Regions from separate parts of the Homo sapiens genome. Here regions 2, 3 and 4 are each linked to region 1. Evidence: chromatin loops called from intact Hi-C (ENCODE). Cell type or tissue: B cell. All regions are shown on one strand. Region 1 overlaps ECHDC1 (ethylmalonyl-CoA decarboxylase 1). Region 2 has its middle 21 kb from the start of SOGA3-KIAA0408. Region 3 holds the start of MTCL3 (MTCL family member 3). Region 4 has its middle 39 kb from the start of KIAA0408.

The links. A loop is a pair of places that touch in the nucleus more often than their neighbours do. Peaks named below come from ENCODE experiments on the same cell type or tissue, not always from the same donor. Only the 100,000 strongest peaks of a DNase experiment are listed, where the experiment ranks them.
Region 2: it touches region 1 in a loop (22-fold over the local background); 79 of 110 quality-filtered maps call a loop at or near these places.
Region 3: a loop joins it to region 1, with 4 times the contacts of the local background. A loop is called at or near these places in 5 of 110 quality-filtered maps.
Region 4: a loop joins it to region 1, with 14 times the contacts of the local background. A loop is called at or near these places in 59 of 110 quality-filtered maps.

Annotation. Positions count from the first base shown.
Region 1 is chr6:127,299,924-127,307,923 of GRCh38, reverse strand. The region is part of intron 5 of ECHDC1 (ethylmalonyl-CoA decarboxylase 1); the gene reads left to right. Among named protein-coding and RNA genes, the nearest start is that of RNF146, 37 kb to the right of the region's middle. In B cell, CTCF peaks have their summits at 4,757 and 4,956 (motif pointing left); a DNase peak (open chromatin) is centred at 5,013; H3K27ac peaks cover 4,143 bases.
Region 2 is chr6:127,536,414-127,544,413 of GRCh38, reverse strand. No RefSeq gene overlaps it. Among named protein-coding and RNA genes, the nearest start is that of SOGA3-KIAA0408, 21 kb to the right of the region's middle. In B cell, a CTCF peak has its summit at 4,893 (motif pointing right); no DNase peak of the experiment used is centred here.
Region 3 is chr6:127,513,469-127,521,468 of GRCh38, reverse strand. It overlaps MTCL3 (MTCL family member 3), which reads left to right and starts at 2,134. Exons shown (of 7, transcript NM_001400265.1): 1 at 2,134-2,890; 2 at 4,767-5,955; 3 at 6,422-6,646. The coding sequence starts at 4,855. SOGA3-KIAA0408 (SOGA3-KIAA0408 readthrough) reads left to right here and starts at 2,134. Exons shown (of 13, transcript NR_174482.1): 1 at 2,134-2,890; 2 at 4,767-5,955; 3 at 6,422-6,646. It overlaps LOC107986642 (a long non-coding RNA gene), which reads right to left. Exons shown (of 2, transcript XR_001744337.2): 2 at 6,169-7,182. RefSeq lists a silencer at 5,221-5,450 and an enhancer at 6,138-6,662. In B cell, CTCF peaks have their summits at 4,393 and 4,596; DNase peaks (open chromatin) are centred at 4,618, 5,228 and 6,528; H3K4me3 peaks cover 2,573 bases; H3K27me3 peaks cover 5,716 bases.
Region 4 is chr6:127,416,295-127,424,294 of GRCh38, reverse strand. It overlaps the pseudogene LOC100287856. Among named protein-coding and RNA genes, the nearest start is that of KIAA0408, 39 kb to the left of the region's middle. In B cell, CTCF peaks have their summits at 3,450 and 3,653 (motif pointing right); DNase peaks (open chromatin) are centred at 384 and 3,634; H3K4me3 peaks cover 487 bases; H3K27ac peaks cover 672 bases.

The sequences.
Region 1 (8,000 bases):
TTTATGTGTCTAGGAATTTGTCCATTTCTTCTAGATTTCCCAATTTATTGACATGTAGTTGCTCATTGTAGCCACTAATAATCCTTGAATTTCTGCAGTATCAGTTATAATGTCTCCTTTTTCATGTCTGGTTTTATTTATTTGGAATTTCTCTTTTTTTTTTTCTTTGTTAGTCTGGCTAGAGATTTTTCAATTTTGTTTAACTTTTCAAAAAAAACAACTTTTTGTTTCATTGCTCTTTTGTATTATTTTCTTTCTGTCTTTTTTTTTTTTTTCTGAGACAGAGTATCACTCTGTCACCCAGGCTGGAGTGCAGTAGGCTGGAGTGCAGTGGTGTAATCTCAGCTCACTGCAACCTCCTCCACCTCCTAGGTTCAAGTGATTCTCCTGCCTCAGCCTCCTGAGTAGCTGGGATTACAGGTGCATGCCACCATGCCCAGCTAATTTTTGTATTTTTAGTAGAGATGGGCTTTCACCATGTTGGTCAGGCTGGTCTCAAACTCCTGACCTCGTGATCTGCCCGCCTTGGTCTCCCAAAGTGTTGGGATTACAGGCGTGAGCCACCATGCCCAGTCAATATTTTTTTAATTTAGATTTCATTTATTTCTGCTCTGATCTTTAGTATTTCTTCTACTAATTTTGAGTTTGGCTTGCTCTTGCTTTTCTAGTTCTTTAAGATGCATTATTAGGTTATTTGAAATTTTTCTTGTTTTTTGATGTAGGCACTTATAGCTATAAACTCCCTGTTAGTACTGCTTTTGCTGTATCCCATAGGTTTTGGTATGTTGTACTTCATTATCATTTGTTCTAAGAGAATTTTCAGTTTCCTTCTTAATTTTTTAATTGACCCATTGGCCATTCAGGAGCATATTGTCTAATTTCCATGTATTTGTGTAGTTTCCAAAATTCCTCTTGTTATTGATTTGTAGTTTCCATTGTGATCACAGAAGATGTTTATTATTTTAATTTTTTGAATATTTTAAGATTTGTCTTTTGACCAAACATATGGTCTACTTTTAAGAATGATCCATGTGCTGAGGAAAAGAATGTGTATTCTCCAGCTCTTGGAGGAAATATTGCATGAATATCTATTAGGTACATTTGTTTCTATAGTGCAGATTAAGTCTGATGTTTCTTTGTTGATTTTTTGTCTCTAAGATCTGTCCAGTGCTGTATTAGTCCATTCTTGCATTGCTATAAAGAACTACCTGAGACTGGGTAATTTATAAAGAAGAGAGGTTTAATTGGCTCATAGTCCCACAGGCTGTACAGGAAGCATGGCTGGGGAATCCTCAGGAAATGTACACTCATGGCAGAAGATGAAGGGGAAGCAGGCACGTCCTACATGGCTGGAGCAGGAGAAAGAGAGAAAAGGGGAAGGGTACTACACACTTTTAAACAAAATCTCATGAGAACTCATTCACTATCACAAGAACACCAAGGGGGAAGGCTGCCCCCATGATCCAATCACCTCCTCCTACAACATTAGGGATTACAATTCTACATGAGATTTGGGTGAGGACCCAAATCCAAACCGTATCAAATGCTGAACGTGGGGTGTTGAAGTCTCTAGCTATTATTGTATTGGGGCCTATCTCTCACTTTAGCTCTAATAATGTTTCCTGTATATATCTGGGTGCTCCAGTGATGGGTGGCATAAAAATTGTCATATCCTCTTGCTTAATTGACCCATTTATCATTATATAGTGACTTTCTTCATCTCTTCTTAACAATTTTTGTCTTGAAATCTATTTTGTCTGAAATAAATATAGATACTCATGTTTTCTTTTTGTTTTCATTGTCATGGAATATCTTTTTCCATTTCTTTATTTTCAGTCTTCGTGTGTCTTTATAGGTGAAATGTGTTTCTGGTACACAACAGATCATTTGGTCTTTTTTTTTTTTTTTTAATCTATCAACCAGTCTGTGTCTTTTGATTGGAGAGTTTAGTCCATGTACATTCAATATTATTATTGGTAGGTAAGGACTTACTCCTGCCATTTTATTTGTTTTTTGGGTTGTTTTGTGGTCTTCTCTTTCTTTTCTTCTTCCTTTTTGTGATGATGATGTTCTCAGTGATTTGATTTAGCTTCTTGCTTTTAATTGTTTTGTGTATCTTTTATGTTTTTTGGCTTGCAAATACTGCATCTTATTAGGCTTGCAAATACTATCTTATCACCCATTATTTTAAGCTGATAACAACTGAACATTGTTTGGATAAACAAGCAAACATGCAAAAAGAAAATAATAAAAACTTTATGCCTTAACTTTATCCTCTGGCTTTTTAATTTTTTGTTGTATACTGTCTATGTCATGAAAAGTTGTAGTTATTATTTTTGATTGGTTCATCATTTGGTCTTTCTACTTAAGATAAGACACAGTTACAGTGTTTTAATATTCTGTGTTTTTCTGTATGCTTACTATTATCAGTGAGTTTTTTACCTTCAGATGATTTCTTATGGCTCATTGACATCGTTTTCTTTCTGATTAGAGTGCTCCCTTTAATATTTCTTGTAGGACAGGTCTGGTGTTGATGAAATCCCTCAGCTTTTGTTTGTCTGGAAGTCTTTATTTCTCTTTCATGTTTGAAGGTATTTTTGCAGAATATACTATTCTAGCATGAAAGGATTTTTCCCTCAGCACTTGCAGTATGTCGTACCATTCTCTCCTGGCCTGTAAGGTTTTCACTGAAAAGTCTTCTCCCAGACATATTGGAGCTTAATTGTGTGTTGTTTCTTTTCTCTTGCTGCTTTTAGGATCCTTTCTTTATTACAGACCATGTTTTTATCCTTGACCTTTGGAAGTTTATTAAATGCTTTGAGGTACTTTTGTTTGGGTTCAATCTGCTTTGCTGCTCTATAACCTTCTTGTACTTGGATATTGATATCTATCTCTAGGTGTTGGAAGCTCTTTGTTATTATTCCTTTGAATAAACTTTCTAACCCTGTCTCTTGCTCTACCTCTTCTTTAAGGCCAATAACTCTTAGATTTGCCCTTTTGAGACTATTTTCTATATCCTGTAGGGATGCTTTTTTATCTTTTTTCTTTTGTCTTCTCTGACTATATTTTCAAATAGCCTGTCTTCAAGCTCACTAATTCTTTCTTCTGCTAGATCATTTCTGCCATAAAAAGTTATGCCATAAAAAGTTCTGATGCATTCTTCAATAGTATGCCAGTTGCATTTTTCAGCTCTAGAATTTCTGCTTGGTTCTTTTTATTTCAATCTTGTTCTTAAATTTATCTGATAGGATTCTGAATTCCTCCTCTGTGTTATCTTGAATTTCTTTGAGTTTTGTCAAAACAGCTACTTTGAATTCTCTGTCTGAAAAGTCACGTATCTCTTTTTCCAGTATTGGTCTGTGGTGCCTTGTTTAGTTCATTTGGTGGGTACATGTTTTCCTAGGCGGCCTTGGTACTTGTAGATGTTCTTTGGTATCTGGGCATTGAAGAATTAGGTATTTATTATAATCTTCACAGTCTGAGCTTGTTCGTAGTGGTCCTTCTTGGAAAGGCTTTCTAGATATTCAGAAGGACGTAGGTGTTGTGATCTAAGCTGTATCTGCTTTAGAGGGCACCCGAAGCCCCGTAATGCTCTGGTTCTTGCAGACTTCTGGAGATACTGCCTTGATGGTCTTGGAGAAGATCCGGAAGAATTCTCTGGATTACCAGGCAGAGACTCTTGTTCTCTTCCCTCACTTTCTCCCAAACAAATGACATCTCTCTCTCTCTCTGCTGAGCCCCGTGGAGCTGAGGGTGAAGTGAACTAAGTAACCCTATGGCCACCGCCACTAGGACTGTGCTGGGTCACATCTGAAGCTAACACAGCACTGGGTCTTGCCCAAGGCCTTCCATAACCACCCCCTGGATACTGCCTATGTTCACTTGAGGGACTAGGACTCTACAATCAGCAAGTGGCAAAGCCATCCAGGCCTGTGTTCTTCCCTGCAGGGTGGTGATTTCCACTAGACTCTGGAAAAGTCCAGAGGTGCTGTCTGGGAGCCTGACACTAGAGTCAAAAACTTTAGAAGTCTAGCTGGTGTTCTGACTTGTCTGAGCTGTAACTCAGACCACAAGACATAGACCTTTCCAGTCTTTTCTCCCCTTTCCAAAGGTGGAGGAGTGTCGCCCCATGGCCACTGTCACCACTGGCTCACAGGGAATACTGCCAAATGATCATTAATATTACAGTAAAAATCTGTTAGCTAGTGTAGCCACCTTCATCAATAACCCTAGCTAGATCTTCAGGATCACTTGCTGCAGCTTCTGTGTTACCCCTTACTGCTTCAGTTTGCACCTTTATATTATGGAGATGACTTCTTTCCTTAAACCTCATAAACCAACCTCTGCTGGCGTCAGATTTTTCTTCTGCAGCTTCCTTACCACTCTCAGCCTTTGTAGTGTTGAAGAGAGTTAGAGCCTTGTTCTGGATTAGCCTTTGGCTTAAGGAAATGCTGTGGCTGGTTTGGTCTTCTATCCAGACCACTAAAACTTTCTTCACATCGGCAATAAGACTGTTTCGCTTCCTTATTATTCATGTGTTCACTGGATTAGCACTTTGAATTTCCTTCAAGAACTTTCCTGTTGTATTCACAACTTGGCTTTTACCCTGAATTTTATGGTAATTACTTTCTTGCTTTCCTTTATAGTTTTATAAGCTAAATATTCTATAATAAATATATTTTTTATTTTTTTGACTTCATATAAATGGCATCATATAGTAGTAGAAATAGAATGAGAAAAGTTTCAGTATGCTAACTTATGAAAAACAGTAAATTTTATATTAATTTTTCTTTTTATAATTTATGACTCAGGTTTCAATTCATCAGTTAAAATATGTCACTTCATGCTCACACAAATAGAGATTTTCTAGTTTTTTTGGTATATAAGACCGTTTACAGAAATCCTAGCCTCTTGAAAACTAGTGTTCAATAATGCACAAAATTCTTATGCACAATAAAAAAAAGTTATTTTATATGACAGTGCCCTCTGCTGTCATCAGTGCAGATTGCATTAGAATGCTGCTATTATTACATTTTATTCTGCGAAGAGGAAGCAGTCATTGGCTTTATGCTTGATATGAGACTAAACAGGAAATGCTGTATGTGTGAAAGTATTAAATGCATTCCTCACTTTACACTGAATACAGGTAGTTATGAAATATATAATTTCAATACATATATAAATATAAAACGTACATCTAAGTATATAATTAAAAGAATTTTAAGGCTGGGCACAGTGGGTCAGGCCTGTAATTCCAGCACTTTGGGAGATCGAGGTGGGTGGATCACCTGAGGTCAGGAGTTCGAGACCAGCCTGGCCAACTTGGTGAAAACCCGTCTCTACTAAAAATACAAAAATTAGCCGGGCATGGTGGCAGGCGCCTGTAATTCCAGCTACTCAGGAGACTGAGGCAGGAGAATCACTTGAACCCGGGAGGCAGAGGTTGCAGTGAGCTGAGATGGCGGCACTGCACTCCAACCTGGGCAACAAGAGCGAGACTCTGTCTCAAAAAGAAAAAAAAAAAGAATCTTAAGCTACATGCAAGTGTGCATTATTACACTGAAAAATCCTCTGTGTAAAAGGAAATGAAAATTAAGACTTTTTAGATGTTATTTGGAACAAGTGAAAACCCTCTAACATAGATTCCGGTGTTCACCTTTATTAGACTTTTGTACTATTCTTCATATTGATTTCTCATCTATGTTTAAGTGTAGTTAGGGTTTAGGACAAAAAAGCACAATAGCAGGAAAAATAATCAGAGATTATTTAATCCTTTAATACTGCTAAATTGCCTAGCTGTCATTCTCTAATTGAAGAAAATGTAATGCATCCTAGAGCTTCATTAAATATTTAATTTTATTTGTTACAAGATGTCTGAGGGTACTGCCTACTCTCAGTATCTGGATATACCAGGTGCTTTTGTTGAGAAGCTTCTGATGAAAACCTATCCATTTTTGAACCAGCTTTTCTGAAAGTGGTGTCTGTTTATTAAACATATTTCAGCACCCACATGTGCTAGGCACAGCCATTCACAAACCTTGTGTCTTGGTTTTTTGTTTCATTTTTCTAGTAATATGTTTTTGTTATATTTTACAAAATTATTGGTCTGCAATCGATTAGAAAGTTTCTTTAAAAATGAAGAAGAAATTGATCCTTGACCAGAGAAATTTGACAAGCACTGTCCTAGGCTACTCAGCCCTTTTAAAACCCGCATACCAAAAGCAACTATAGTTCTTAAATGTTAGAGGCTAATAGAGAGGATTGCATACTGAATGAACTACATTACTAGCCCCAGTTTCCAGGAAGTGATAAATCAGTACAAGTTCCTCTAGCTGATTTTTTCCACTTAATTTTATCAGTACCTCATCAGTTACTTTCTATGACAGATTATTTTAATTATTTCCTAAGAATGTCTGCTTGTTCTAAAAAAACACCGAAAGCTTTCATAGCGTTTGCTAAAAAGATAAGTTCCTTCTTTATATGTGTTGGCCCTTTTCGCTTGTTTAACTTTCTTACCTTGGAGAATTGCCTGGAATTCACTCAACTGACATTTTCATCCATGCCAATGGAAGTACTTCAGCAGATGGAGATACACTTAATATGAATATATAAAAGAAATGAACTCATGTAGCATTCTAACACTGTCCCCTTCCCGCAAAACCCTGTGAGCACCAGCTGGTAATAGATGTAATGTATACGTATGTCGGAAACACTCAGTTCTACTTTGCATAGATAGACCCTCACTTGAGTCATACTTTTCATGTAAAATATTCCAAGAGAAAATGGCTTTTAAAAAACATTTTTAAAAGTAAAAGACTAACATGAATTAAAAATTGGTATTTTTCAATGGTCAGAATCTAGTCAAGCATTATGTTTCCATTTTAGTGACAAAATTAATGTGAGGAAATGAAAAGCTAGAAATGTGGTAATATAGCCTCTCATTTTTTAATCCACCTTGACAAATTAAAGATATTTAGAATGAAATATAAATTAAGAAAATGCTAATACATGTAGTTTTCTATTGCTGCTATAACAAACTACCACAAATTCTGTGGCTTAAAACAACACGTTATTATCTCACAGATGTATAGGTCTGAAGTCTAGCTGGGCTCAGCTGGTTTTTCTAAACCTTGTCTCATGAGACCAAAATCTAAGTGTCAGTTGCAGTGGGCTCTGAAGACTCTAGGGGAGGATTCATTCCCAGGCTCACCCAGGTTCCAACTGGTAGAATTTGGTTACATGCACTTGAAGGACTGAAGTCCCTGTTTCCTTGCTGCCAGATGGGGGATGAGTCTTTGCTCCTAGATGCTTTCTGAATTCTTTCTCATGCTTTCCATGTGGCTCCTCCAGCAGTGGTGAGTCAAGTTCCTCTCATACTTTGAATCTCTCTTATTTATCCTTATGCTGCATTTCTCTGACTACAGCTGGAAACATTTCTCTGCTTTTAAGTGTTCTCATGATTAGATTGGGTCCACTCAGTTAATCCAGGATAATTTTCCTATTTTAAGGATTTAACTTTAGTTACATCTGCAGTCTCTTTTGCCATGTATGGTAACACATGCACAGTTGCCAGAGATTAGGTCATCTCTTCGGGGCCAATCTACCTACCACGTATGGGCTTGGCATAGGGAATTTAATTGTCAGATTTGTTGCTAACTTTTATATTTCTGTTTGATTGCCAGTGAAAAGTGCTAACTTTGTTACTCTAAGTTAATTTTGTAAACTGTATTTTTATTTTTTTAAATGCTTGCTTAGATGCTTTTTAGAAAACAGTAATAGTACCCACATACAGTCATGTATTGCTTAATGATAGGAACACATTATGACAAATGTGTCATTACGTGATTTTGTTGTTGTGCAGACATCATAGTATGTAGCTAAACAAACCTAATGATACCATCTAGGGTGCAGCTTACTACATACCTCGGCTATATGGTATAGCTTATTGCTCCTAGGCTACAAACCTGTAAAGCCTGTTACTGTATTGAATACTATAGGCA
Region 2 (8,000 bases), 240 kb before region 1:
ATTGAAAGGTTTTTATAAAGAAAAGAAAAATCCATGTTAATGAGTTAATGAAAACATGTAAATATAAAAATGCTAGAAAAAAATATTGATGAACAATCCCAAATTGGGAGAAAACTATCCAGTTATGTAACCAAATGCAGAAACCAATAATTAATTTGTAAAGAAGATTCTTTTTCATTAAAAAAATTATTTGTTTTTTGTTTTGTTTTGGTTTGGTTTTGGTTTGAGACGATCTCAACTCACTGCAACCTCTGCCTCCTGGGTTCAAGCAATTCTCCTGCCTCAGCCTCCCGAGTAGCTGAGACTACAGGCATGTGCCACCATGCCTGGCTAATTTTTGTATTTTTAGTGGAGACGAGGTTTCACTACGTTGGCCAGGCTGGTCTCGAACTCCTGACTGCAGGTGATCCGCCCTCCTCGGCCTCCTAAAGTGCTAGGATTACAGGCGTGAGCCACCTTGCTCAGCCAAAAAAAAAAAAAATATATATATATATATATATGTGTGTGTGTATATATATGTGTGTATATATATGTGTATATATATGTGTATATATATGTGTATATATATATGTGTATATATATGTGTATATATATGTGTATATATATATGTGTATATATATGTGTATATATATGTGTATATATGTATATATATGTGTATATATATGTGTGTATATATATGTGTGTATATATATATATATATGAAGTGAAGGTGGGAAAATGGGATAGGGATAGGTAAATGTTAGTAGTGGTCTCTCATGGCCACGCATTGAGGCTGAAGAAAACGTGTTGGAAATGTAGTTATCCAATTTTCTTCTTCATGATATGCACTGGATGAGTCCCAGAGGAGACTGATGGCATGTGATTGATACGGTGTTGCATAGAGGTAGACATATAACCTGGGACTATGCACTGTAGAAAGGAGGGTAATGGAGTTCCGTGCTGAACCCACCGAAATCTAGAATTTATTGGATGTCCTTAATGTTGGGACCCTTCCCATTCAGAGTAAATGATGAAACCTGGTGTTCTGCAGGTGACCTTAGCAGATGAAATATTTCCAGGGAATTCTACTACAGGCCTCCAGATACATGTTTCTTAGCTTTGGAACAAATATGGTACTGCTATAATCAGCCCAAAAATACTTGGACCTGAGACCATACAAAACAGATTAGTGGAATATACTATGTAGGTAACTAATGATACTGGCTGTTTCACAATGTTGTGCAGATTCTAGTATGTCAGTTGTCAGAAGAAACCAGAATATAAAAGACACAAGTAGAAATTTGGGTTGTTCAGGAATCTCTGAAAATGTGTTTCTCTTCACTTATTTCTCAGATATTTATGTCCCCCAAAGCTCTGGCTTTGTGGCGATCAGGGCTAGGAAAGGACTGGTAAATGTTAGTAGTGGTCTCTCATGGCCACGCATTGAGGCTGAAGAAAACATGTTGGAAATGTAGTTATCCAATTTTCTTCTTCATGACATGCACTGGATGAGTCCCAGAGGAGACTGATGGCCCGTGATTGATACGGTGTTTCATAGAGGTAGACATATAACCTGGGACTATGCTACTGTAGAAAGGAGGGTAATGGAGTTCAGTATTGAACCTCTCTTTCCTCATCACACTCACTAGGAGGCCAGAATAATATGTAAAACAATAATATGATTTAGGTTAAATCACATCTGCTAACCTATATTAAAATATCAGAAATACTTTTTCCTGCCATATATGAATCATGTCCAAATAATCAAGGGGTCCAGGGCCTCTCAGCTAAGGCCTTAGGGCCACTACCTACCTACCCTGTGACTAGTAGGCCCCTACCCTGTGACTAGTAGGCAATAAGCAAATGTTCCCTCTTGGCCCACCATCTCTTCTCTCCTCTGCTCTCAACTTCACATGTCTCTGGATCCCTCTTGCTCCTGCCACAGGTTTATGCCTCTTCTCTTCAGTGTGCCCTGCTTCAGATTGTGAAGTGTTCTGATATCATCCATCTCCAAGGTTCTGGAGATAGGAGTGAAGCTGTGAGTAGAAAGTGAGGACCTAAGAGGGCCTCTTCCTCTCATGTCTCCTGGGGTTACTAAGCTAAAGTTGTCTCTGCCTCTTCCTGTGATTTATGTTGTATTTCCAAAAGCTGGCTTTTAATCCAAGATTTGTCTTAAACTTAGCCTCAGAAAGAAGGGTAGATACAGGAAACATGGTCATCAAGGGTTGCAAAAATCCCAATCTCAGGCTCAGGGGGTGGAAACAGCAGTTTAATAAAGAGGCTTGTCTCTCCACTGGCAACACTCCCCAGGTGAGGAAGAGGTTTGGTGGGTTCACTTCTTGGTAAATGACACATTTAGAAAGGAATCCAGATGCCAAATAAGGGGAAAGAGAGAGAAGAGGTAATAGAGTGGAATAGAAATCTGTGGTCCTGCAGAAAACTTGGATAGGTGTGTGCAAATGTATAGCAGCAAGTTCTCCAGCGGGTGTTGGTTCTGTGTGTTTTCAGCAGGAAACTAATGACTGAAGAAAATGTGGGAAATGTATGTAGAGAACATGGCAGTTTGGAGTTGATTCTCATGCAAAGTCCACAGGGTGAGGGTGGGGGATTTTGTCTGTATTAGGGGCCCCATCAGAAGGCATCCATTTGAAAAGTTCACACATTGGGATGGCCCTCCATGGAGGGGATAAAAAACTACCTGGAACCAAAGATTTCATCCATAAAATGGATTAAAGCACATCTTCTCCACCCCACTTCCCCTCTTTAAATTACTCTAGACAGGCTCTGTGAAACAAGACTGCTCTGGTTTTATCTGATTTTCATTATAAACCCAAGTCTGCTAAGGGCCAGGGTCCTGTGGGCATCGGAGATTCATCTCTCCTTTTATAGGTTACCCCTGACGTAGAAGTTTCATGGAGGCTGTTGTGCTTCCAAATAAACAAGCCCAGCCACAGCTTTCCCAGGCTCACCTGGGGAAGATGATTCCACTGCATTAGATCTTGGGGGTGGAGGACCCTTTACAGTATGGCGAAGATGAGCAGACATACCTTTGCCTTAAGTACATCTGCTTGAATAATGCTCTAACAACACTTAAGCTGATTTATCTCCTAGCATCTCTGAATAATTTGCTAAGCTGTTCCTGGTTACTGCCAAGAACAGTGTAAGTTATGTCTTGCCATGAAGAATTGGTGAATAATAGTGTTCATTCGGTTGTAATATGCAAGCCCATGTAAATATGCCTACAGGAGGCCCAGGAATCCTGCATCCTGCTTGGATGCAGGAAAACCCACCAGTACGCTTTCCTCAATCAGGGCACTATGACCAAATGCCACTCTTTCAGGCTCCCCCAGATCTTGAGCCTTGTGTATGTGAATGTTGATTCTTGCTGAATCTCAGGAGATTTCTAGGACACCTACGGATTACTCTGGAAGGAAGGAATGAGATGGAGGGGAGCAATATTGCTTTCTATATTCCAATGAAACATTCTTAGAATTGTCATTAATGTGGTACATTGTTAAATAACTGCTAAGAAGCCGGATGATTTCAATAAATATTCCAGATATATTTAAAATATATCACCCACATGGCTATACTAAAGAAAATATGTTAATGACTACACGTATACATTTTATATTTTAAGACTCCATTTAAAAAAACCTTTTACCTCAGTAAAACTGTGATTTATATTCAAAATATGTCTGATTTTAAATCTTACCACTCAACGGATTGCACTCATCAGCCCTTAGTTTACAATGTGACTAAAAACTGCTCCTATGGTGGCATTTGATACAGAAAGGGGAAATTAAACTAATTTTTTTAACAAGCTGGAGTAGCAGCTCTTTCTCACCTGAGGACGGATAGAATAATATTTCCACACACCAGGAAATATTGCTACGTCAAGGGAAGAAAATATGTTCAAATTACCTCTTTTTTCATGACTTTTTCCCTTGTTGATCATATCAAGGTTTGAAAAACTTCATCAAATAACTGAGGATTTGTAAATATTAGCCAGCTCCCAGGGATATGGGTCATGATATGATGAATTTTCTAAAGATATGTAAAAGACCTTGGTACACATCTAGTGCTCCCAGTACAAGCTTATTGATCACATACACTATGAAATATTATATCTTCTAAGTCAATGTCAGTTTATACTAAATATCATCAAATAATATTGGACTAAATATAGTCTTTAAAATATTCATGGTTGAGTGCTCAATTTTTTAATATATAAGCCTGTCAGGAATCCCTCACATTAAAATTATGTTGTGCTATGTAGACCTGATAAATGCTAGAATCCCGCTGTTGTAAATCACACATTTGTAAAAGAAAGGGGAACATGGCTACATTGTATTAAAATATTTGTTGGGTACAGAGTGAACATGTGGATTCAGAACCAAGCTGACTGCCAGCTTAGAGCCCTGTGACTCCCTATTTCCTATCCTAGTACCAAAGTGGCACAGCAGCTCTCAGGGCTGGCCCTGGAGTAAGCAAGCATGCCCTCCAGATGGTAGGCTAATGAGACCACTTATTTAACTATGTTTTGCCTCATTCTCAAGAGCACCTATTTGTCTCCTAGGAAGAAGGCTCACATACCAGGCTATCTGTTGCAAACCTTGACATCTGGTTCATTTCATACCATAAAATGAGAGCAAATGAATATTTTATGCAAGATAATTTATCCCAAATTTTCTAAATTTCAAAGTTATTGTGACATCCACCTTAAAAACGTGGGTTTTGAAAACATTAATTGAAATGATCCTTTAAATGGCTGCTATTCTCTTACTGGGCCCATAAAATATGTAAATATGTGGTTATATAGTTATTGCCAATTTATGATACATTTGTAAAGATTACATCAAGAAAAATAAAACTTCGAATATTAAATACATATTTAATGTATAATGCTGAAATTCTCTAGATTATCACTAGATGGTAGTATACAACATTAAATACAGTCTATTCCCCTGATTGTGCTGTTCTCTGCTTCAAGCTCTTTCCAAATGGCTTTTTAATGATCACAGATTTAATTATAACTAATATTTAATATCTTCTCTAGACACTGATCAAATAATATTATAGTAACTGAGTGATCTTGGACAAGTCGCTTATCCTCTCTGTGCCTCAGTTTCCTCATCTATGAATTGTAGTGCACAATCCCCCATGTAGCCTCTTGATGTTGCCTGAATATACCAAAGGTAAGCCTATAACCTAAAAAGTGACTCAGAATCTTTCCCCAGGGTTTTTCAAACTGTACTTAGGAGTAGCTAGTACATCCCTGGTAGTGGGAGCAGCACAATGTAAAATGCAGATGCTGGAGGAAGCAGGGCAGGAAGCTGCCCTTGAGTAGGAAAAAAAAAAAAAATGAAACTGAAAAGCAGAGAGGAGCACAGACAGTATACTGAGGTAGAGAGTGGGGGGTTCGGTGGGAGAGAGTCCTGATCATGTTGATTCCCTGGTTCCAGCTATTCCTGGAAGCCATGATGTCATTCTTCCAGGAGTTGATTATTCATTCATATTATTTTTCTTTCTGCCTTTCTTTCTTTCTCTTTCTTTCTTTCTTTTTCTTTTCTTTTCTTTTTTTCTTTCTTTCTTTTTTTTTTTTTTTTGGAGTCTCACTCTGTCACCCAGGCTGGAGTGCAATGGTGCAATCTCGGCTCACTGCAACCTCTGCCTCCTGGGCTCAAGCGATTCTCCTGCCTCAGACTCCCGAGTAGCTGGGATTACAGCCACACGCCACCACACCCAGCTAATTTTTGTATTTTTAGTAGAGACATGGTTTCACCATGTTGACCAGGCTAGACTTGAACTCCTGACCTCAGGTGAGACACCTGCCTTGGCCTCTCAAAGTGCTGGGATTACAGGCATGAGCCACCGTGCGCAGCCACATTCATGTACTTCTTTAATCAAACTTGATAAGAAGGCGTTTCTCCAATAAATATTCACTTTTGCCCCAGCTACTTTGACTAGGCTTAGTTACTTTAACCAATGCAATTCTTACCAATTCTTTCCCAGGTGAGAAAGAGATGCTACTCTAGCTCTTAAAAATTAGTTTAATTTCCCATTCCTGTATCAAATGCCAGCATGGGAGCAGTTTTATTCACATTGGTAAACTAAGGGCTGACAGAAGCTGCTCACTCATTCTGTCCATTGAGGAATAGTGGAGCTGTTTAAGTCCTTACCCACGTGGTCTATTTCAAGTTTAACTCCCAGCTATACATTTAACACCAAAAGAGGAAAAATGCAAAGAAGGGAGAAGACGAAATAAGGAGAAGTTCAAAGCTTTGGCTCATTAGAACTAATTAGAATCTTTTTTTTTTTTTTTTTTTTTTTTTGAGACAGAGTCTTGCTCTGTCGCCCAGGCTAGAGTGCAGTGGCAAGCTCTCAGTTCACTACAGCCTCTGATTCCTGGGCGCAAGCAATTCTGCTGCCTCGGCCTCCTGAGTAGTTGGGATTACAGAGCCCCCGCCACCACGCCCGGCTAATTTTTGTATTTTTAGTAGAGATGGGGTTTCGCCGTGTTGGCCAGGTAGTCTCCAACTCCTGACCTCAGGTGATCCGCATGCTTTGGCCTCCCAAAGTGCTGGGATTACAGGAGCGAGAATCTTAAAGAGATACACGGGCCGGGTGCAGTGGCTCACGCCTGTAATCCCAGCACTTTGGGAGGCCAAGGCGGGCGGATCACCTGAGATCAGGAGTTGGAGACCAGCCTGGCCAACATGGTGAAACCCCGTCTCTACTAAAAACACAAAAATTAGCCGGGCTTGGTGGCGCATGCCTATAATCCCAGCTACTCGTTAGTCTGAGGCAGGAGAATCGCTTGAACCCAGGAGGCGGAGGTTGCAGTGAGCCGAGATGGCACCACTGCACTCTAGCCTAGGCGACAAGGAGGAAAACTGTCTCTCAAAAAGAGAGAGAGAGAGAGAGAGAGATACACCTGCCCAAAAAACTCAAGCACTTTGAAAATAGGTATTGCCATTTAAAACCACAACTTCAATCCTAAAAATCTAGATACTTCAGTCCTCCCAGACATTTTCCTAGTGGGGATTTTAATAGTTTTGAGGGTAGGTGAGTGGTATAACTTTATTCTATTAACTTATAGAGGTCCTAATTTGATGTTTATAAACTGATGGTGTTGGCTGGGTGCAGTGGCTCACACCTGTAATCCCAGCAATTTGAGAGGCTAGGGCAGGCAGATCACTTGAGGCCAGGAGTTCAAGACCAGCCTGGCCAACATGGCAAGACCCTGTCTCTACTAAAAATACAAAAATTAGCTTGGCGTGGTGGCATGCGCCTGTGGTCCCAGTTACTTGGGAGGCTGAGGCACGAGAATCACTTAAACCTGGGAGGCAGAGGTTACACTGAGCCAAGATCATGCCATTGTACTCCAGCCTGGGCAACACATCTGGAGTGCAGTGGCATGAGACTCTGTCTCAAAAAATAATAATAATAAAAATAAAAATATGTTAATTAAACATGTTTTAAAAATACAGTAAACTGATAGTGTTAACATATATTTCCCAGGTACCTAAATTTTCAGAAATCCAAGACTAAAGTACGTAGCAGAAATTACCAGGGGTTCTAATCCAGTACAGAACCTCAAAGCAATAAGCCAATTTGGAGATATTCCTACCTCTCTCTCAATCTGTCTGTCTTCTTTCTCCCTCTCTTTCTCTCTCTTTTCCTCTCCCCCCTCCCTGTCTGTCTTCTCTCTCCCTTCCTCCCTCTATCTCTTTCTCTTAGTGTTTATATCTCTCTGTCTTTTCTCTCTCTCTCTGGAAAGATGTTGGATTTTGGAGTCCACTATGGCAATGAGCTGCTTATGAAGGCAGAATCCTAAAATGGGGACACAGCTAGCAGGGTAGGGCCACAGAGAACCTCAGGATTTATTTGTTGGTTTTATGACTCCTTTAGACCCAGCAGGAACATACCCTAAGCTAATCTGGATCTGTACAGAGCCGCTCCTCTGCTGGCTAGTATACAGATCAAATGGCAGCTGCCTGATATGTGGAGGAGAAATA
Region 3 (8,000 bases), 210 kb before region 1:
TGATGGAGAAGAGGAACCAAGTTTAAGTTGTGATTCTGAAATTTAACTAGAGGAAGTCACTTAACATCTCTGAAACTCAGTTATTCTGTGTTTGGTGGAGAAGATAGTATCTACTTCACACGCTTTGTTTTGAGCACACAAAATGAAAGGGCCTTGCAAAATATAAAGCTATATAAATTAAGATATTGTGATGTAAAGTCGTGAGAATAGGAGGTTGGAAATTTTAAACTACGTATTTCTTAAGGGTTTCCAAGTTGAGACTTTAGCCTTCTTCCCTTGATCGAAGGTCCACATTTTGCTGTGCTATGAAGTGGATAACTCATTATTATAAGCAAACATTAGAAGGCTGATTGGCCTGTCTGCTTCTGAAACACAGTAAAAATAATGCTGAAATCTTTCTAAATCTTGGAAAAAAAGCCTTTGAATAATCATTTTTAAGTTTTGCTTAGTTGAAGCAATATAATTTTAACCAGCAAATAAAGGAATAAATCAGGAAAATATCCAATTCAGAAGTTATTTTTCTTATGGCATACTTATGGGTAAACAAGCATGTTAAATGTTGCTTATACTTATTCTGTATTATTACAGTTTTCAACCTTGAAATTGCATAATACTAAATTATAAAATGAAACATTTAGACACATTGTTTGATTTAAGGATACATAATAATCCATTCTTAATATTTATTTTACTTTTTAAAGTTACTATTTGCACGAAATAAATGATACCGCTTTCGGAAAAAAAATCAAAACATAGATGCCTGAGCAGAGTAAAAATTCTTAGAGAAGCAGGACTATGCATATTCTGTGTCTTTAGACTGTGTTTACAGTATCAATATTTTATTGGTAAAGATTGAGCTGAAAAATATTTGTATCTACTTTATCCATTTTGATTGGATGAGACATGTGCATCTTGATATTTCTTGAGGATATTACAGCTCAAGTTTGGGTACATAATAAGAAATTGCCTAATATAAATTCAAACCAACTTGTGATTACATTTTCACTTGCTTTTTTTTTTTTCCTTTATTTTTGGTATGCTAGTCGAGGTGTGGGCTTTTTATTATAAATGTCACAGATGTCACTTTTCCTGTTCCCAAAGGTATTTGAAAGAAAATAAGGAAATTATCTCAGTTTTCACCAGTATGCTTGAGTGTCCCCAGCACAGGGACAATTTCTTGATTCAGCTTTGCATCCCAGTACCTTGGACAGTGCCAGGCTCAAAATTGGCTTTTAATACCTATTTTGGAACATGAATGATTTTATCGTGATATCATATTTGTTTTATGTGTCTCTAAAGATAAGAATAACCAGAGCTTGAGCATGTTTTTATTTTGCTGTAATAATTGCTTTTATGCAAACTACTCCTAAATTGTTTTTATTTCACTTTTAATGCAAGATCAACACTTGGAAAATTGAATCTCTTGAGCCAAAATTCATGTTGGCACAAAAAGCTATTATTATTTCAAGATATCTTCTTCCTTTTACTTACAAAATCACCATATAAATGTAAGACAAATTAAATTTTAAAATGCCCTTTCAAAAGCAGTACTTACTTTTATTCTCATACTCAAGCTCACAAAGGAATTCTTAGAGGTAGAAGGGAGGCTCCCATGCCCCCCGCCCACCACTGAAAGAAGAAACTGAAAAGAAAAAGAGAAAATTCCACTTAATTTTTAAAAATATTATTACTGTGAAACAGTATGGGTTAGTGTAAATTGTAAAGACATGTATATTCTGAACTCCTCTTTTTAAATGAATTCCCTTTTAGGCTGATATAATGTATTCTTCCTGGTTTCTGTTATTGTTCGCATGCACTACTATAAAGATTATGGATCCCAGCAATTACTCATTTTCACGGTAGAAACCGGCACTCAGTAGAAAACAGGAAAACGTACTGAAGGCAAACCGTTCTGTAAAGGATCTCTGTGGGCCGATATTTATTTCGGTTTGCACTAAATTAGTCGTGGCTTCGCAAGAACCCTTTGTCTGTGGGACGGTGGGTCCCATCATGGCAACCATTATCTATTCGTGGAAACGACATCTGATGACTCCGCCCGGGCTGGGGGTGGGGAGGGAGCACCGCGTGTAGAGCTCGACTGAGAATTAAAGTGAGTGAACAAAGAGAACTCCCAGCAGCCGCCAGCCAGCTGCATCAGGAGATGTTAGTCACGCCCGGAAGGCTGTTCTAGTCCGCCTCCTTGGAAAAGAAGCTCAAGTAAATAATTGATGGAGAATGACCGAACCCAGGACAAAGCTTTGCAGGAAACCAGTGCATCCGTGTTCGAGCGGTTTTGGGATCCTCTGCCAAGTACGGGATAAGAGAATAGAGCAAGGAGTTTGAGCGCTGCTGCCAATCTTCCATCTCGGGCGTGGCTCTGGCCTTTTTGTCTCTTTATCCCGCCACTCCCCACCCCCGTCCCCCGTCCCCCTCCCCGCCTTCTTCTCTTTCCTCTTGAAAGTAACCTCTCTTTGGTTACTTCTACCCTATCGTCCCTTGCAATCCCGCCTTCTCTCCTGCCCAGTTCGGTGAGGTCAGCTCATGAACATCTCTGCACTTCCTGGGGAGCGTCTGGCCCAGCTTGGTACCTCGCGTGTTAGCCTGCTGAGAGCTGCAGCTCCAGCCCAGCCGCGGACCGCCGGGAAGTCACCCGCTCTGGGGGCAGCTGAATCTTGACGTTACCGCCATTGTTTGGAGAAATCGAGTGGGTGTGGAACTGCGGCGAGCGAGCCCAAAGTCATGCTCAGCCGGAAAGTCGCATACAATAATATGAAGTTGAACTTTCCTCGGCGCAGAAAGGCACAATAATAAACCCTGAGATCCCCGGAATATCAGAAGGAAAGTGCTGTTGATTTGTTCAGCTACTTGGAAACCTCGCCTCTGCTGAGAAGTGAGCAAGTTCTGGATTTCTAAAGGGTTGGGGATGAATGATGGGGTGGGTTAGCAGGCGGATAAAACTTGAGATTAAAAGTGTTGGTCTAAGCCGTGCAGGGGTTGGTTGGGTGATAATTTTCACCGGGAAAGCCTTGAAGAGATGCAGCATCTTGTCACTTTGTGGGAACCACGTGACAGCAGCCGGATACCTTTGATTGTGGAGCCCAGTTACTGGAACACAAGCTTTCGCCTGGGTTAATGCTGTCTGAGGGCTGAGTTTAAACATTGGCTTCTCAGCTCTGGAATTATTCTGCCTGATTAAAAACAAAAATAAGTTTGCATTGGCAATATAAGTTAGTTAGATAGCCCATGTTAGTGCCACCCATGATGATAAACTAGGCCAGACATTCTAGTAGTATCGCGACTGGGAGAGAAGATGTAGAAAACAAGTTGGTGGGCAATTTTCCCCCGATGTCTTCTTTGTTCACCTTTATATTTCAAAGTGAGTTGGAAGGAGATGCCAGAAACAGAAAGGGAGGTGGATTAGGAACCCTTCGGTAATATTTCTTTATAAAATGAGGAATTACTGCATGCTAAGTTGTGATGCTAACAATAGATGTTAACAAGAATAATGCAAGTAAAATAACTGGCAGTAAAGTAATCTGCTCTCTGTATAGAACAAATATTTTTAAAGGAGAAATTTATGCCTAGTCATGCCCCTTTCAGTGCTTTAGACAGAAATAATTTTAAGGAAAAGGCAACTAATTGACTAGCTGCCTGGATCCCTAGGGAGAGGAACCCATGAGGCAGTAACTTGCTATTTTTCAGATTAAAGAAGCTAGTGACGGATTTATCTTGGAAATACACATACTGGAAATTGATCTTACCACCATGAGGGAAGATGCACCAGCCTTCTGGGTTCTGTCTCAGAATTGCTATATAGGAGGAAATGGGCACTTTAAAAAGTACAACTTTTGCCTATGATATGCGATGTAAGAAGATGGCTAAGAATGAAAATATTTTCTATCTAGCAATTACACTTAAAACTAAAGTGATTCATAAGACTACAAAACTGGGTAAGCATAGGAAAATTCATCACCAGAAACTTAGGAAACTGCAGAACTGACCACAACTTTTCCAAATGTATTTTAAAAATTATTTCCCAAAAGGGAAAAAATACGTTTTTGGGTTGCTAATAACTAACCCATATAGACAATTCTTAATGCTATTATTTTCTTGAAACTGAGATTGATTTAAAGGCATTCATTATTTATATTTTCTTTTAGTTCTATTATAAAGGAAGTTGGGTGCATTTTCCCAAAAACAACATTAAGGGTTGGAGCTGCCTGGGGAAAGTGTCATTTATCCGTAGAAAATATTCTCTAGGAACCCTACATCATAACCCTTTTCCTCTAATTGAACTTGGGAATACTAATTAAATGAAAACTTTCTCCAGTAAACTAGGCTTTACATATGGATTTGATGGTAAGGAAAGCCAAAGTTGTAAAAGCAGAGTTGACAACTCTAATATATGGATATCTTTTCTTTCTGAAGCTTCTTTTCCACTTTATCCTCTTTTCTTTTATATCTCCCTTTCCATCAATTCCTGTCTGACTCTGTATCTCACCCTTTCCAAAGCCTGCTACCATGAGAATGTAAGGTTCAGCTGCTTTCAGATCCGTCATTTTGCTGAGGTGGAGTGAGATGGAGACAGCGCCACCCTGGGCAAAATGAGAATTGACAGCCCTCCATCCTATTCCTAAAGACAGCCCTGCATCCTATTCCTAAAGTCAAAGCTTCTATTAAGCGCCATCCAAATGGAGCAATATCACCCTTTGCTCTGCAAAAATTCAGACATGTTGTCTTCTTCTCTCCTTTTGTTTCTGTCCCAGCTTAGGAAGGAAGGTTGGCGGCGGTGAAGAGGGAAGAGGATGATCTAGTAATGGGCTCTTCCAAATCGCATCTGGTAGGTTCATAGCCATGAGTCAGCCACCAATCGGGGGCGCTGCCCCTGCCACAGCAGCAGCTTCTCCCGCCGCTGCAGCCACTGAGGCTCGTCTGCACCCGGAGGGCAGCAGCAGAAAGCAGCAGCGAGCTCAGTCACCCGCTAGACCGAGGGACAGTTCGCTGCGACAGACAATCGCGGCCACCCGGTCCCCAGTGGGGGCCGGCACTAAACTCAATTCTGTTCGGCAGCAGCAGCTGCAGCAGCAGCAACAGCAGGGTAACAAGACCGGGAGCCGCACGGGGCCGCCCGCCAGCATCCGAGGAGGCGGAGGTGGGGCCGAGAAGGCGACGCCCCTGGCGCCCAAAGGGGCCGCTCCGGGAGCTGTCCAGCCTGTGGCTGGTGCTGAAGCGGCCCCCGCCGCGACCCTGGCCGCTTTGGGCGGCAGGAGGCCCGGACCGCCCGAGGAGCCGCCTCGGGAGCTAGAGTCCGTGCCCTCGAAACTCGGGGAACCCCCTCCGCTCGGAGAAGGGGGAGGAGGGGGCGGGGAAGGAGGAGGAGCCGGCGGCGGCTCCGGGGAAAGGGAGGGGGGCGCTCCGCAGCCGCCGCCGCCCAGGGGCTGGCGAGGGAAAGGCGTACGCGCTCAGCAGAGGGGCGGCAGCGGCGGGGAGGGGGCCTCCCCTTCTCCATCCTCCTCTTCTGCGGGCAAAACCCCAGGAACCGGCAGCAGAAACTCCGGAAGCGGCGTTGCGGGGGGCGGCAGCGGTGGTGGAGGGAGCTACTGGAAAGAAGGATGTCTGCAGTCTGAGCTCATCCAGTTCCATCTCAAGAAGGAGCGGGCGGCAGCGGCGGCGGCCGCGGCTCAGATGCACGCTAAGAACGGCGGCGGCAGCAGTAGCCGCAGCTCCCCGGTGTCTGGCCCCCCTGCCGTTTGCGAGACCCTGGCCGTCGCCTCCGCCTCCCCAATGGCGGCGGCGGCGGAGGGCCCCCAGCAGAGCGCAGAGGGCAGCGCGAGCGGCGGGGGCATGCAGGCGGCAGCGCCCCCTTCGTCGCAGCCGCACCCGCAGCAGCTCCAAGAGCAGGAAGAAATGCAAGAGGAGATGGAGAAGCTGCGAGAGGAAAACGAGACTCTCAAGGTGAGGAGGGTGGGGGGACCCGGCTGGGGGATGGGAAGAGTGGGCCTGGGAGGATTAGGGCGTGTACCGGCAGGGATCAGAGGCTGCTAACCTGTTAGGGAGCCTTGAAGAGGGAGGAGAACAAGAAAGGAGGGAGGGGGTTTCCTAGGCCTTGCCGGAATTTGAATCTGCTCTCAGTAACGCGAGGTTTTCATTTAAATTCAAATCTGGGCCTCCGTTTCTCTAATTATAATGGTTTGTCACACTTCTTCCTGGAGAGAGGTAGAGTAAGAGAACGAGAGAGGGCCTAAAGTGGGCCTTTTTCCCCCAGTTTCCTCTTCTGTACTCAGCTCCTTGTCACTCCTGTCTCGTGGAGAGAGAGGGCAATTAAAGCTGAGAATTTGGAATTGGAATGGGGTGTGTACGGTGTGTGTCGGAAGGGCTGGAAGCGAGTTTGATTTTGACACGCGGCCTGTCACCGCCTCAGAACGAGATCGATGAGCTGAGAACCGAGATGGACGAGATGAGGGACACTTTCTTCGAGGAGGATGCCTGTCAACTGCAGGAAATGCGCCACGAGTTGGAGAGAGCCAACAAAAACTGCCGGATCCTGCAGTACCGCCTCCGCAAAGCCGAGCGCAAAAGGCTCCGCTACGCCCAGACCGGGGAAATCGACGGGGAGCTGTTGCGCAGCCTGGAGCAGGACCTCAAGGTCTGCGGCGCGGGGGCTCAATGGCGCGCGGCAGGGGCGGTGGGTGGGGACTTTGGCCAAGGGCTCTTTAGGCTGAGAAGTCTTCAGTGGCGACTGGCAAGGAGCCTTAGGGACACAGTTTCGTAGCGCTAACCACAAAATACTAGGGTCTCAGAAGGGAGAGAACTGGCAGGTGGCTCTAAAGAGTGCAGAGTGTGTGGAGGGCCTGGCAGCAAACGAGCTAAGTGTGCTCTCCTGGGAGCAAAGGTGGCTCTTCAAGAGGTGATGAGAAGAAGGCTCCCTTCTGGGCAGAAGCAAGGGCGTGGCAGAGCGCAGGCTCTAGCCTTTGATCTGCCCTTCAGTCTGTCTACTGAGAGAAGTCCGGTGGAATCGGGCAGTCAGGAGCTGCACTAAAAGGACTCCTCTGGGGGAGTTGAAACCCAAAATAGGAACTGCACTGGGAAGATACTAGAGTTAAGATTTCTTTCAGCAAGTGTCCACTCCACTTCCTTCTTCCAGGACTTCTTCCTTTCTGCACTTGCCACTTAGGTGACTCCCTGAGGGGGAAAAAAAAAACAGATAACCAACTTGCAGCCTGTTTGGTGTGAGGTAAATGAAATAATCTCATTTTTTTAAAGTGCAATTGTTCCTTCAGAATTTCTTCCAGTGGAAAAATCTCAACCTTGAAGTGCATTTTCTAGACAGGTGTGGTCTCCAGTTCAGTTTGACTGTAGGCAGATTCATTGACTATGCAAACTAGACATTAACTTAATCTCCTTGCACAACCAAATAAGTATACGTTCATTGCATTAACTTCATTGGGATTTAAAGATCACGTGTAATCTTTGTTTTAAAGAAAGCTATGTGTAAACATTTTATGAAAGACGTATTACTTTTTTTCTTAACTTTTGTCGAGTGCTTAGTATGTACTAAGCACTGTGGCAAACACTGTTACATACATTATTATTTCATTTAATTCTCAAGGGAAAAAAAATCCTACAATGTAGGGATTATTAAGGCACCATTTTATAGGTGCAGAAGCTACACCTTTTACAGAGGTTAAGTGCCCAGGCCTGGAAAACAGCTAATAGGTGCCAGGCTGACTCTCCACTCAGTCCAAAATCACAACCTGTGTCCTAAGCCTCTACACCAGTCTGCTCCACTTTTCTTCCAAACCCTAGAATTTCCAGGATAATCTCAAAATATGAGGCAAAAATGCACAGTCATTCAAAAAATAATAATCTCAAGGACTAAAACTTTCCTAAGATTAAGCAACTGGAATTCAAGCTATAAGATTGAAATTCAAGCCCAACCCACTACTTGTAAAAACTTCAATTTTTCATTCTTTAACATAGATTATAATGGAAACATCTAC
Region 4 (8,000 bases), 120 kb before region 1:
CTTTAAATCTTTGGTAGAATTCACTAGTAAAATCATCTGCCCCAAAAATTTCAAGATTGAAATAAATATTGTCCTTTAAATACAAATTTTCAAGTAAAATTTACATTCCAGGAAGTTGTGTTGAGCTTAAAATATGACACACCACTCCCATTTTCATTTCAGAAACATGAATGTAGTTCCTCATTCTTTTGTGAAACGCTATACGTTCTTAGAAAAGGAGCATCATTTTTGAGGTGCCTCTTTCTTCTGGTGTCAAAGACATATGTTCTATTTGTAGTGTAGGATTTCTAGTGGCTTTTCATCAGTACTTTTATCAGTCAAAGTCCAGTTAGGAAAACAGAGAAACACTAAGAATTTAAACACATTACAACAGGAAATTGGAAACAAAGGTACTAAAATATCTAGAAGAACAAAATGATGATGGGAGACAGGGGAGCAAGAAGGAAGTGGAAATAATACCTAGAGATTAGAAACTGCTAATGATCCTGGCCTGGAACACACACCTGATGCTGCACTGTTGGCTGATTCTGGAACACTGAATAAGAACCATTTCACATGGAAAAGTTCTGCTTCAATTTGAAAGTGTGAAATCAGCCGGGTGCGGTGGTTCACACTTGTAATCCCAGCACTTTGGGAGGCCGAGGCGGGCGGATCACGAGGTCAGGAGATCGAGACCATCCTGGCTAACATGGTGAAACCCCGTCTCTACTAAAAATACAAAAAAATTAGCTGGGCATGGTAGAGGGCGCCTGTAGTCCCAGCTGCTTGAGAGGCTGAGGCAGGAGAATGGCGTGAACCCGGGACAGAGAGCTTGCAGTGAGCCGAGATCACGCCATTGCACTCCAGCCTGGGCGAGAGCAAGACTCTGTCTCAAAAAAAAAAAAAAAAAAAAAGTGTGAAATCATCTGACTTCCAATGCCATAACAACAACTACCAGTATTTCCCACTGGTATATGCTAGAAACCAGAAGCTTCTCTTTTCCTTTATTCTTCTGATCTTCTGCCAGTACCAAAGGAGCCAAGGAAATAGAATTTGTAATGTCCCAGCCCTGATCACACACAGCAAAGTATGTAAAGGCAAGTGGGGAAAATCCAAGTGTTTCTGCAGAACATATTCGAAAATAACATTTGATTTTAAAATGCCTTAAACTATAGGAAAAATGATAGAAGATAGTGTCTGTTGGGTGATTTTCTGTTTATTTCAATATTTTAAAGCAAAATAAAATTATCCCCCAAATATAGAAGTATCATTTACTTACAGCTCTCAGTAAAATCAACACAGAGGATTTATAGCTCAACTTGGCAGAGGGTACTACACAGAAATGTCAAACTGCCAGAGCAGAGAATAAACAGGTTTGGTTTGCTTTTTTTTAATATTATGCTCAGGATATTAATTTGTCATATGAAGGAAAAGAGCAAGGAATAAGACTTTCACCATAAAAGTACTCAACCCATTCCAAAGAGGAAAGGGGAAGGATAGGAGATTCATGAAGCATTGAGGGCTATTCCTTAAGTTTTATTTCACATATGTGCCTTAAGCAACTGCCTGTAACCCAGGTCCTCCTAAAATAATTTACAAGACCAGTAAATATGTTCACTTACCTAATATTTCTTTTCTAACTCTGAAATTTACATTCTAAAATTTTCATGCTTATTTAACAAAGATTCCATAATTATTTAAATCTTAGGCCAGGCTCGGTGGCTCATGCCTGTAATCCCAGCACCTTGGGAGGCTGAGGCAGGTGGATCACGAGGTCAGGAGATCGAGACCATCCTGGCTAACATGGTGAAACCCCATCTCTACTAAAAATACCAAAAATTAGGCCGGGCACAGTGGCTCACACCTGTAATCCCAGCACTTTGGGAGGCCGATGCGGGCAGATCACATGAGGTCGGGAGTTCAAGACCAGCCTGACCAGCATGCAGAAATCCCGTCTCTATTAAAAATACAAAATTAGCCAGATGTGTTGGCACATGCCTGTAATCCCGGCTACTTGGGAGGCTGAGGCAGGAGAATCGCTTGAACCCAGGAGGCAGAGGTTGCAGTGAGCTGAGATTTCGCCATAACACTCCAGCCTGGGCAATAAGAGCAAAACTCTGTCTCAAAAAAAAAAAAAAAAAAAATTAGCCGGGCGTAGTGGCATGTGCCTGTAATCCCAGCTGCTCGGGAGGCTGAGGCAGGAGAATCACTTGAACCCGGGAGAAGGAGGTTGCAGTGAGTCGAGATCACGCCACTGCATTCCAGCCTGGGTGACAGAGTGAGACTCCGTCGAAAAAAAACCCAAAAAACTCTTGAATTCATTTTAAGAGGGAAATACATATTATTTTCCTTGGTCAAGCACAGTGGATAACACCTGTAATCCCAGTACTTTGAAAGGCCCAGGTGGGAGGATTGCTTGAGCCCAGGAATTTTAGACCAGCCTGGGCAACACAGAGAGACCCTGTATCTAGAAAAAAAAATTTTTTGAACTTAGCCGGGCATGGGGACATGCACCTATATATAGTCCCAGCTACTCAGGAAGCTGAGATGAGAGGATCACTTGAGCCTGGTAGGTCAAGGCTACAGTGAGCTGTAATTGTGCCACTGCACTCCAGCCTGGGTGACAAAGTGAGATCCTATCTCAAAATACATATATTCTTAAGTAAAATATATATATATATATTTTAGATAAATATGTATGTTTTTCCTTAACAGTTCAACTCTCTGGGCCGGGCCTGGTGGCTCACGCCTATAATCCCAGCATTTTAGGAGGCTGAGGCAGGCGGATCCCAAGGTCAGGAGTTCAAGACCAGCCTGGTGAAACCCCATCTCTACTAAAAAATACAAAAAATTAGCTGGGCATGGTGGCATGTGTCTGTAATTCCAGCTACTCGGTAGGCTGAAGCAGAAGAATTACTTGAACCAGGACCTGGGAGGCAGAGGTTACAGTGAGCCAAGATCACGCCACTGCATTCCAGCCTGGGCTACTGAGCAAGACTCCATCTCAAAAACAAACAAACAAAGAAATGAAAACAGTTCTACTTTCTGAAATGTTATAAAGTGCAAAGGGAGATTTTTCAGAATGAAAAGAATGACTTACAAATTATTGTAATGAAGTGATTGAATTTTTTTATTTCAGTCTGGACATGGGGTAAAAAGCCCTTTGTGTCTCATAAAAGTCCAATTAAAAGGCAGCTCTGGTCTGAAATTACACCACTGCCATCTTCACCTAATTCAGACAGTATATGTCATGTAATGGGAGCACAACACAAACACACACACACAAAATTAGCAATCATAGGCATAAAAGTAAAGTGGGTGTCCTGGGGAATATAGCAAATATATCGGCAGTGAAAACAGCAAAGCACACAGCATCCCATTGGCTTGTGTTATCTTGCAGAGAGACATGCTGAAGAAGGGGGATCTGGATGCTTCCTGGAAGGAGTTCTAGGAATGCCTCACCTGGTACTACCACTCTACATATTGATAGAGTAAGAGGGGTAGGCTACTTCATTGTGACAATGTAACAAGGAGAGCTTTCTTTAACAATGCCATGGGACACTGAAAACAGCCTTGTGACAAAGGGGGAGCCCCAGAACTCAGGCACTGTATCTGCTTGTTTGTTCTTTGGTTAAGCTGACTCAGACGGGTGTCTAGCTAAACTACCAAAAGGGGGAGGAAGTGAGTCACCAACGCCAGCCATCTGACTTAGTCTTTCATTGTACTTGTGAACTGTTACAGCCAAGAGAAAGAGAAAGAAAATTTTGAGAATTCTAGAAGACTTACTGGCAAATAGGCATCTTTTGACTGTAGTGGAAAAAGTTACTATATTGTAGAATGCCAAAAAAGTAATGAGATCACTTTTATATGGTAATAATATTTTTGTATTTTCTATTCAAAATGTTTATGAGAACAGATATATGAAAAGAGAAAAAAAAATTTTAAAGATATAGACAATATGATTTATTTTATTTAGCCATTCAAATTATGTTTATCCTTTAGAGTCCTAATTAGATTAGCTTAATTTTCCCCTAAAAATAAGAAATTATGTTTTTTATGGTATAAATATATTTCTTTCTAGTCATTTAAATTAATAAGCCTTATTTGTTAGTTTTATGGTGTTTAGCCTATTAACTTATGTTAAATAATATACTGTAAATGCTGAGCTATTCACCCTACTGATGAATAAGAAATTGCCATCCTTGAGGAAAACAGTTTCAATAAACATATTTATGATGACCATGCATCTGGGGTTACTAGATTTAACAAATATGAATATGGAATCTTCAGTTAAATTTTAATTTCAGATAAACAACAAAAATATTTTAAAATAAATATACTCCAATACTCCAAATATTGCATTTATCTATCTCTTTACCTACCTATCTTTGTGTTAACAATCAGTTCATAACCACTTGATTGGTTTATTACACTAAATCACTACTTTGAGTCAAAGGTACTCCCAACCTCAGATTCTTTTGCCTACATACATCCAGTTTTGCCTAGGACAGTCTTGGTTACGGCATAACTTCCCAGTAATTATTTACCCCACCTTTTCACTCTCAAAAGTGTCCCAGTTTGAATATTAAATTATATAACAAAATCTATGCACATTAAGTATAAAATGCAGCTCAAAGCACTCAAGGGAGAATTAAAGGATAAACAAAAGAAAAAAAAGGAATAGTTTAAAACCAGAAAGCAGAAACCAAAGGAAGGGCTAACTAGAACTAGTGATAAAGTCCTTGTTTTGAAAATAGGGAAGGCTGGCCGGGTTCAATGGCTCACAGCTGGAATCCCAGCACTTTGGGAGGCCAAGGCGGTGCATCACCTGAGGTCAGGAGTTCGAGACGAGCCTGGCCAACATGGTGAAACTCTGTCTCTACTAAATATACAAAAATTAGCCAGGCATAGTGGCGTGCACCTGTAATCTCAGCTACTCGGGAGGCTGAGGCAGGAGAATTGCTGGAATCAGGGAGGCGGAGGTTGCAATGAGCCAAGATCACGCCATTGCACTCCAGCTAGGGCGACAACTGCGAGACTCCATCTCAAAAAAAAGAAAGAAAATAGGGAAGGCTTTCAGTTGACTTACATGGGACACTAGCAGGGTTCCTAGTTGTACAAGATAGTACAGATGTGTTTCCCGGACTTAAAAACTATGTTGTGAAGCTGAGAAGAAACTGGAACAGACAGTCTGTGAGTCAAAAGAATTGGAAGTGGAAGGGAGCTTAGAGCTTAGAGTAGAATAAACCAATAAAGTGGTGATAGTTATTGCTAACGAAAAGGTAAAGAAATCATCAAATAGGAAAAAAGGCAATAATTATAAAGTATATTTCCCATTGTAAGCATAATAAAGCTCATTATATCAATGTGAACTTATTTGATTATAAATATAATTAGAACGATAATCTTCTCCCAACCCAGAAATTCTCTCCATAAAGGTAGTAAAGAAAGCACTTTTATTATTGAATAAACATTAAGCCAGAATGTGAGGTACATCACAGGTAATCCATTAAGAGATTCCAAAAACAGAAAGTAATCATACCCCCTTATATCGCCCAGCAGATACAACGCATTACATACGTGTTTTCAAGATAAATAACAATTTCTCAGGTAAGACAACATGACAGCCCTATTTGCAAACATCATTCATCCTAACTTTACCTGGAAATTGAGGAGATCGTTCCTGTTAGCTAATTGACCTTGTCCGGGGAAAAACAAACTTCTCGTATTTTTATGACAGAAGGTAGTTCTGGAGCCTGGCTTCCACTGAAGTTAGATTCCTGTCCTCCCACAGAAACTGGGAGATTAAGGATGCTATCTCCCTCGTTGTGTACATTTCAATGGCATTGTTCCTAGATTATTGAGAGAGACCTTCCTGGGCTGACAAAGGGCCTATCTAGTCTTCAAAATGATTTATACACATTTTAATGAACCAAGAGAGTACAGTGGGCTCTCTGTATCCAGGAGTGTGCATCTGTGGATTCAATCAACCATGGATCAAATATATTTGGGGGGAAAAAAAACATTCCACAAAGCTTCAAAAAGCAAAACTTCAGTTTGCCATATACCAAGTACTACATTCAGTCCATGCAAAGGAAGTGATATGTAGACATTGTATTAGGTATTATAAGTAATCTAGAGATGCCTTAAAGTCTTCAGGAGGATGTGTGTAAGTTACATGCATATACTATGCCATTTTATAGAAGAGACTTGAGCGTCTTTGGATTTTGGTATCCCAGGGGTCATGGGGAGCCTGGAACCAATCGCTCACAGATACTGAGGATAATTATGTTTAAAATTAGAAGCTTTCTAGAATAAATTCTCTGATAAAAAGAAGAGAAGGAAAATCTTTTATTTTCAGCAGGGAGAATTATGCTTCTTATTTTAAAATTTTAATTGTCCTTACAAAACCTACAAAAAAAGTTGAGAAAATTCAATATTACCTATATCTGGATTAGCATTTTTGTATATTTTCTTACATTTTATGTATTATGTTGGTTTTTTTAGCTTTTAACATACAACATATACAAAATTTTATGTCTCACTTTTTTTCTTAACATTACCCCATGTTATTAGTTTAATATCACTTTAATGGCAGTATTTTAATGATTGTGCTATATTTCATGTTATATGATAGATGACATCTTGGTAAATAACATATTTTCTTTTTCTTTTTTTTTTTTTTTTTTTTGAGACAGAGTCTCACTCTGTCACCCAGGCTTGGAGTGCAATGGCACGGTCTCGGCTCACTGCATCCTCCACCTCCCCGGTTCAAGCGATTCTCCTGCCTCAGCCTCCCGAGTAGCTGGGACTACAGGCGCATCCCACCACACCCGGCTAATTTTTGGGTTTTTTTGCTTTTTTTTTTTGAGACGGAGTCTTGCTCTGTTGCCCAGGCTGGAATGCAACAGCGCGATCTCCGCTCACTGCAAGCTCCGCCCTGCAGGGTTCATGCCATTCTCCTGCCTCAGCCTCCCGAGTAGTTGGGACTACAGGCACCTGCCACCACACCCGGCTAATTTTTTTTTGTATTTTTAGTAGAGACGGGGTTTCACAGTGTTCGCCAGGATGGTCTCGATCTCCTGACCTCCTGATCCGCCTGCCTCAGCCTCCCAGAGTGCTGGGATTACAGGCGGGAGCCATCGCGCCCAGCCAGTTTTTGTATTTTTAGTAGAGACGGGGTTTCATCATGCTGGTCAGGCTGGTCTTGAATTCCTGACCTCGTGGTTCGCCCACCTCAGCCTCCCAAAGTGCTGGGATTACAGGCGTGAGCCACAATGCCCAGCCTTTTCTACTGTTTTCTTTTGAAACATTATCAGGAATAGGATGTGTGAGTAAATAAACATTTTAAAGCTTTTGATAGGTAGAGGAAGAGGACATGGTCTTTGTCTTCTTTCTCCTCAGTTGCAGACTCATTTTTCTCTCAGTCTTCATAATTACATTGTCTGATTTAGAGTGTGATTACATTAATGCTAGATCATGTTGCTCAAAATTAAACAAGTGGGTAATTTCCAAGATTGATTGGCCATACTATTGTCACTGTATTATGCGCATTTTGTTGCATTGGTTCATATTCCTTCTCAACTTACCTCTTGCCACTTGGAATATATATTGATTCATTATGGTGCCAAGCAGTAACATAGGAGTGTTTGATCCAACAGAAATACACAATCAAGGATAGCAAAAGTAACACATGAAAGACCATAATCAAGCTTAATTTCCACTTGCTCTGTTTTTTCACGTATCTTTAAACTATGGTTTTAGCTTCGATAAATGACTGAAGCTGGAGAAGCCATGGTTGAAATCAACCTACACTTCAGTGCACAGTTGAGGAGCCAGAGACTAAAATCATCTACAGAACCACAACAATGGCAGTATATCTTTTCTTCTTTGAACAAAAATCTATTTTTGCTGTCTTTTTACCGTATAAAGTTTTTTTGTTTTGCTTTGGTTTTTTTGTTTGTTTTGTTCATTGGTTGGTTATTTATTTATTTATTTATTTATTTTGAGACAGAGTTTCG